Regions from separate parts of the Homo sapiens genome. Here region 1 is linked to region 2. A link is a contact called in ENCODE Hi-C or POLR2A ChIA-PET data. All regions are on one chromosome and are shown on one strand. Each heading gives the region's core, a stretch centred on a gene start or an enhancer-like site at or near the end of the contact. The rest is flanking DNA. Distances are from core to core; before and after follow the strand shown.

Region 1 (3,875 bases), core at 770-3,269, 51 kb after region 2:
GTTGGGGGATGGCCTGGCCCAGGAGGTCAAGGCTGCAGTGAGCCGAGATCATGCCACTCCAGCTGGGGCCACTCCAGCCGGGGCCACAGAGTAAGACTCTGTCTCAAAAAAAAAAAAGAAAAAAAAAGAAGCATGGGCAGGAGAGAAGAGAAGCCTGGGACCCACTAAGGTTTATTTCGCCTTTACACAGGAAAAGTCAATAAAAGCCACTAGTTAACCACAAGGCTGTGCTGTCCATCCCTCTCCTGCCAGAGTTAACCAGACCGAATCTCCTGCCAGAGTTAACCAGACTGAATCCTTCAACAGATATACAATTCAACAGACACCTGCAGACGTGCCTAATGCAGGAAGACTCCTCACTAGATTCCCTCACACATAACACACATGCACTCTGAGCTGGGCGCTAGAGAGACACGGCCTAACAGAACACGAAAAAGATACTGTTGTCCTTGCCAAGGTCCTCACTACTTAGCAGAAGCTCTTGCCCTTCCGCTTCCACCTTTCATCAAGGTATAAGCCAACAGTCTCACTTCTTCTCTCTTCTTTAATCTGATTTCTGTCCTCCCTTTTTCTTTTAAGAGACAGGGTCTCACTCTGTCACCCAGACTGGAATGCAGTGGTGTGATTATAGCTCACTGCAGCCTCAAACTCCTGGCCTCAAGTGATCCTCCCACCTCAGCCTTCTGAGCAGCTGCGACTATAGGTGTACACCACCATGCCCGGCTAATTTTTAAAATTTTTGTAGAGACAGGGTCTCACTATGTTGCGCAGGCTGGTCTCAAACTCCTGGCCTCAAGCAATACTCCTACCTTGGCCCAGCCTCTCAAAGTGCTGGGATTACAGACGTGAGACATTGCACCCAGCCTTTTCTTTAATTTTTTTTTTTTTTTTTTTTTTTTTTTTTGGGACAGTAGGGTCTTGCTCTATCACCAAGGCTGGAATGCAGTGGTGCGATCTCCGCTCACTGCAGCCTTGGCCTCCCAGGCTCAAATGATCCACCTACCTCATCCTCCTGAGTAGCTGGGAATACAAGTGTGCAACACCCACACCTGGCTATTTTTTGTATTTTTTTTGTAGAGACAGAGTTTCACCATGTTGGCCAGGCTGGTCTGGAACTCCTCACCTCAGGTGATCTGCCCACCTCGGCCTCTCAAAGGGCTGGGATTACAGGCATGACCCACCACACCTGGCCTCTTTTCTTTTTTAAAACTGCGGCAATCATCTCTCCTCTGTTGAACTCACCAATGAGAAAAAGTCAATGGGGCCAGGCATGGTGGCTCACACCTGTAATCCCAGCACTTTGAGAGGCTGAGGCAGGCAAATTGTTCGAGCCCAGGAGCTCTAGACCAGCCTGGACAATGTGGCAAAACCCCATCTCTACAAAAAATTTTAAAAATTAGCCAGGCTTGGTGGTGCACGCCTGTAGTCTCAACTACTCAGGCAGTCAAGGTTGCAGTGAACCATGATCGCACCACTGCACTCCAGCCTAGGTGGCAGAGTGAGATGCTGTCTCAATTTAAAAAAAAAAAAAAAAAAAAAAAGGCTGGGCACAGTGGCTCACACCTGTAATCCCAACACTTTGGGAGGCCGAGGCCAGTGGATCACAAGGTCAGGAGATCGAGACCATCCTGGCTAACACGGTGAAACCTTGTCTCTACTAAAAAAAAAATACAGAAAATTAGCCGGGCATGGTGGCAGGTGCCTGTAGTCCCAGCTACTCGGGAGGCTGAGGCAGGAGAATGGTGTGAACCCGGGAGGCGGAGCTTGCAGTGAGCCGAGGTCGTGCCACTGCACTCCAGCCTGGCCCACAGAGCAAGACTCCATCTCAGAAAAAAAAAAAAAAATGCAATCAACTGCAAGGCTTGGGGTGACAGTTTCCTGGTCATTCTTCCCAGTTTTTTTGTGTCTTTATAGCTAGAGATGACTAAAGCCCACCTCCAAGAAAACAGCAAGTCACGTACAACTGAAGCCCATGGGGGCAGGATGCTGTTCTCTCCACCGGGGCAATCCAAGCACCTGAGTGTCTGACACCACCCATCACCCAGGGGATCCGAGCTGAATTCTAAAGACTGGAACCAAAGATGACAGAGTGCGTGGCTGGAGAGAGGGGGAAGTCCACAGAGTTTAGGTAAATTTCTGAACCACATCCCCACCACGCCCACAATGTACTGCATTGAAGTACACCGGAAGCTAAAGACCAAAAAGGAATCAGATTTTCAGCTCTGCCACCTAAAGCAGAAACTGAGGGCCTTATTCACCGCACAGACTTTAGCCCAAGTGCCATGCCTCCAGTTTCACAGTTTCACCAGCAGCTCAAGCAAAATGGCCTGGACACTAAAGATGGCCTCTGGGTCAGAGTATCACTCATTTCCTCTGTCCACAAACCACTTTGATTCTCTTTGATTCTCTCTGTCCCTCATCTCCCCATCTAGTCTTTTTTTTTTTTTTTTTTTTTTTGAGACAGAGTCTTGCTCTGTCACCCAGGCTGGAGTGCTGGAGTGCAGTGGTGTGATCTCAGCTCACTGCAACCTCGGCCTCCTGAGCGCAGGCAATCCTCCCACCTCAGCCTCCAGAGTAGCTGGGACCACAGGTACACACCACCACGCCCAGCTAATTTTTGTACTTTTTGTAGAGATGGGGTTTAGCTATGTTGCCCAGTCTGCTCTCAAACTACTGGGCTCAAGCAATCTGCCCACCTCAACCTCCCAAAGTGTTGGTATTACAGGCATGAGCCACTGCGCCCGGCCCATCTGGTCTTATTAAATACTTCATTCTCTGCAAATGCAGACGTTTTCTCAGCTCTGATTATTTTTTCTAAAGTAATGACCCCCCACCTGGCTAGATGAATGCTTCTAGCAAAGGAAAAGACCAGAATGTGAAAATTGTACTGCAATAGAACATAAAGCCCGTCCAACCCCACCTCCCATCAGACCTGGGGTGGTGGCAGCAGCAGGCGTCAGGGCTCTCAGGCCTGCCCATTAGTCATCCCTAAGGCCCGTTAGCACACGGGTTAGGAGGAGCACACACTCTGGAATCAGAAAGCCCAGGATTGAACCCAGCCCTGCTTTCAGTCAAGGCTTTGTCACTCACTATCACTCCCTTGACCTAGGACCTCACAAAACCTTGTCATCCGTAAAACTGGGGATGATAAGTTCTACCTTGAATGTTGTTGTGAGGAATAAATGAGGTAATGTCTATGCAGCACCTAGCACAGATTCCTGCAGATAAACACTCAATAAATGTTAACTATCATCCACTACCTAGTCATCAGAAAAGCACAATGATCTGGTATCTTTAAGTCCTTCCGCTTCCAAAAAAAAAAAAGAAAAGAAAAAAGAAAAAGATGTGTGGATTTTTTCCCCCTAAAGGTCTCAGTGAAGTGAAACTTAAGAAGGAAAACCTGGGCCGGGTGTGGTGGCTTACGCCTGTAATCTCAGCACTTTGGAAGGCCAAGGAGGGTGAATCACCTGAGGTCAGGAGTTCGAGACCAGCCTGACCAACACGGTGAAACCCTGTCTCTACTAAAAAATACAAAAAATTAGCAGGGCGTGGTGGCAGGTGCCTGTAGTCCCAGCTACTTGAGAGGCTGAGGCAGAAGAATCGCTCGAACCCAGGAGGCAGAGTGCATGAGCCAAGACTGCGCCATTGCACTCCAGACTGGGCGCGACAGAGCAAGAGACTCCGTCTCAAAAAAAGAAGAAGAAGAAGAACCCAATTCAAATCCCAGTTCAGGGACCAACTCATTTGCAACTTAAAGCAAATCATGTTACCTCCATTTCTTTGCCTATAAAATGGGAATAATAGACTCTATTAAACTTTAACGACTTCAGAGACAATTAAGAATCAATGAGATAACAGGTCATGAAAAAGCTTTC
Region 2 (3,539 bases), core at 17-2,516:
GCTGTTTTTGGTACCTGAGTGCATGTGTGTGTGTGTTTTCAAACAGGGTTCCACTCCAGTGGAGAGAGAGAAAAAGACTTTGGTTGACATGGACATCAGTTAAAACCTCTATCCAGAAACTAACTAACCAGTGTTTACTTGTGCGTCATAGCTAGAGGTTCTCGGGACTTCATTATTTTCAGCCACTTTCCTCCCAGAAAACACTGGCCATCTCATGAATGAAGCTGTTTAGCCAAGGTTAGAATATGCAAGGAGAGAGGGGGTGGCAGTAGGAGAGGGCGCAGGGTTCCAGGAGAGCAGGGGGTGAAGGAGAATGCTCACAGAGCAAATATTGTTTACAACTGCAGAGCCAAGCTAATGTGATCTCCCGCCTGTTCAAGCATATTATTACATTAAGTCCCGAACAATGAAGTCGGAGGCAGGGAGAGCAGAGCCGACCCAGCCTCCGCTTTGCTAATGGCACAAGGGCAACATTCCATGCAAAGTTTCGGTGTGCAGGCCTCCTGAGAACCCAGCAGTGCCAGGCAGCAGTGAGCACACGCACCCACTGACGATAGGACTGTGGGGACAGGCAGGTGTCAAGAGAAGGGCACTACACCCTTTCACGTGCCGCTCCAGGGGAAAGCAGGTGGGAGAAACCGCATTTTTAACTGAAAATAGGGTACAACTGGACATGTTAAGAGAAGCACAGGCTGCTGGGTCCTCCAACAGCTATCTGAGGGTGGAGCAGGCCACGGCAGCAGATGGGAGAAGAGGCTGAGGCGGAGCAGGGTTCTCCCCACAGTTCCTGGGGACCGCTGTACTATTCACTTCCAGGAACATCACTGCACACCTCTGAGATCATCAAACTTACTAGAAATAATAAATATACTATCAAATGCCACTAAATATGAAGTTCGCACTCAGGCACTGGGGGACCTTTTTTTTTTTTTTTTTCAACAGTATGACCAGGTGTAAAATTAAGATCAAGCCAATAAATATAGGGTCTAATACCTCAGGCTGGACTCAGTCTATACCTATTAGGGCTGAGTGCTGTCAACTCCAACTCTCCCTGACCCCCAGGAAAAAAGCCTCAAGTCCTCTCTCACACACCATTTCAGCCTTTACCTTTCTCCATAAGGAAGCCCCCAATCCCCATATTTCTTTCCCCATTTCAGCCTAGCCGGTGGTGGTGTAAAACGACTGCCAGCCGAGGGCCTGCGTCTCCTTCACCCTCGTCCACTAATGCACATGAAAATCTAAATTAATAGGGCACCTTGGGCGCTGGCCCAGAGAGAAAGCAGGGTCCTTGGCCAGCTCCCTGCACACGCGCTGCCAACATCCGCTGTGGGCTCTGAGCACCCCTGCACAGGCCCTGTGGGAGTAGGAGAGGCACCTCAAAGAAAAACAACCCGAAACAAAGGCACCAGCCAGGAAGACCTTCACCCATTCACATTCCCGGGTGTCCCCAAGTAAAACAGCAGGATTCACATGAGGACCTGGGTTCTTCTCCCTGAGATGTGGAGAGCAAGGGGTAACACGCGCCCTACTGCCCAGGGAGGGGAGGGGCTCAGTAAAGGCAGCGGGCCCCTCTCCACACAGCCCCCATACGCCCCAATTCCACCAGGCACCTCCCTCCCCCACCCAGAATGCCTTCCAGTCTAGCCTCCCACATCAAAGACTACAGCCAAAGCTTCTCTTCTGCCCAGAGAGCAGAGAAAGAAGGGATGAGGGAGAGAAGAGGCTGTATTTAGCAGGAAGACTGAGACAAAAGGGATGAGGTGGGTCACACAGGCCAAGCCCCACAGGAGCATGTTCACTCGGTGGCGGAAGGGCCATAGAAACTGAAGGGCCCAGCTGCTCTCTCAGCTTACAGGGAGGGGCAGACACAGGCCCAGAGGGATCCGAAAGCAATCACCTTATCAAGTTATTCAAAATCCAGATTGAAAGTCAGGACCGGAAATCCTCGCTAGTAACAACAGGGTATTAAGTGGAGGAGAGTGTGGCAAGCAGGTACAGATGACAAAGCAGGCAGCATCTCAAGTCCTTGGCTGGGTATTCCTGGGAGTCCCCTGTGGCTGTCTCAGGGAACAGAGACAGGATGCTCTTGACAGTTTTAACCGGAGCAGCTCTACCTGACCAGGAGGCCAGAGAAGACTGCACTTTCCCTGGCTTCGGGGGTGGGCAGGCACCCCTACTTCCGAAAAGAACAAAAAGAGAACAAAAGCTGCCTCATACCTTGTGGACCATATCAGAGCAGCCAGCACAGCTTGCATTCTCACACTCTGCCTGCAACCAGGACACCGCCTGTGTGAAACAACGACCCACATGTGTATTCACTGCACACACACGGCCCCGGAGAGTTCTTTCATTTAGTGTAGGGAACTAACTTATAAATGGGACACATCTTTGTATGTGCAAAAGATCCCTCAGGCGAGCCTCTGTGAGAACACCCACCTGCAGCCCCGGAATGTCTCAGCACATGCGACACTGAGTCATCTTAGCGCCACACACATGCAGACAGAGGCACTGCACACACATGTGGACACATCCCCAAAGTACCAGGGGACACAAATCCAAAACCACCAGGTGATTGGGGAAAGTTCCTCTTATGTGGAAGATAGAGGAAAAGCCAATGGCTAATGTGATGTTTAAGTGAGGGCTGATCTATTTTCCCCTTCTCTGCTCCAAAGCCATTCTACTCCAAGTGTGCACATCACAGGAGGACCTGAGGGAGTGGTGGGCAAGTTCCTACAAGCTGCCTATTTTTAACCTCTGGTCTTTCCTGCCCTCTTCCCTGGGGAACACCCCTCCCTCTGCTCTCCAGCAAAGGGCCCAGCTGAACCACATGATACCCCTTCCAAGCCGGAAGATGGGTGGGGAGGGCCCTGCTATCGCCTCTCCATACTTCAGATTTCAAAGAGTATGGACTGAGGAATTTGGACAAAAAGTGGGAGGGAAGAAATTGTTTAAATCACAAAGAAAGGAGGAGTGAGACTTCAGAAGAGAAACGCAGCACATCAAATATCTGCTGTCCATCTAAGATCAGAGCCGGGCTGCAAGGCCACATGGCTGGATTGGCCCCCTCTCCCCACTTCGTTCTCCCAGGCCAGCCTACAGCCGCTGCACGCGTTCATCTTGCAGCCTGGGCCCTGCCAGCAAGACTGTGCCCGCCAAGACAGCCTCTACACACCCAGAGGACAGTGGGCCCCCCAGCATGGCCAAACTGCCAATGAGACAATGTTTTCCCTTCATGAAGAGGTAACTGGGACAAGGAAATCCCTTAAGGAAAGAGGAAAAGACCTCGGTGTCTGCCTTGCTCCAAACTCCAATTTGCAGTCCAGCTTTCTCTCACCTTCACCGTGTTCTGTGCGCACCACTGAGATAGAATTACCAACATGAACTGAACAGTGAATTCTGCTCATTCTGGTTTTGCATCAACCTATCATTGTAAAATCAAAGTATGAAAGAAAAGATGCCTCAATCCCCTCAAGATCAAATTTTTATCTTATTTTTATTTGCTCTGTTGTCCAGGCTGGAGTGCAGTGGTGCCATCATAG

What was found. A loop is a pair of places that touch in the nucleus more often than their neighbours do. ChIA-PET counts read pairs that join two places held with the same protein, here RNA polymerase II (POLR2A). Pooled maps may share reads with other maps.
Region 1: a loop to region 2 is called in a pooled map, with 2.6 times the contacts of the local background. The contact joins two enhancer-like sites. A Hi-C loop is called at or near these places in 8 of 168 maps with a recorded cell type or tissue (HepG2, heart left ventricle, heart right ventricle and 4 more) and 6 of 50 pooled maps. POLR2A ChIA-PET finds 5 or more read pairs at or near these places in 8 of 52 experiments (B cell, Caco-2, GM12878 and 5 more).

The regions. Positions count from the first base shown.
Region 1 is chr22:17,994,617-17,998,491 of GRCh38, forward strand. The region is part of intron 1 of MICAL3 (microtubule associated monooxygenase, calponin and LIM domain containing 3); the gene reads right to left. Among named protein-coding and RNA genes, the nearest start is that of MIR648, 16 kb to the left of the region's middle. RefSeq lists enhancers at 1-233, 1,825-2,024. Within about 2 kb of position 2,020, at least 5 of the 41 ENCODE cell types and tissues checked have a DNase peak (open chromatin) inside an H3K27ac peak, as active enhancers do.
Region 2 is chr22:17,944,090-17,947,628 of GRCh38, forward strand. All of the region lies in intron 1 of MICAL3 (microtubule associated monooxygenase, calponin and LIM domain containing 3), which reads right to left. Among named protein-coding and RNA genes, the nearest start is that of MIR648, 35 kb to the right of the region's middle. Within about 2 kb of position 1,267, at least 7 of the 41 ENCODE cell types and tissues checked have a DNase peak (open chromatin) inside an H3K27ac peak, as active enhancers do.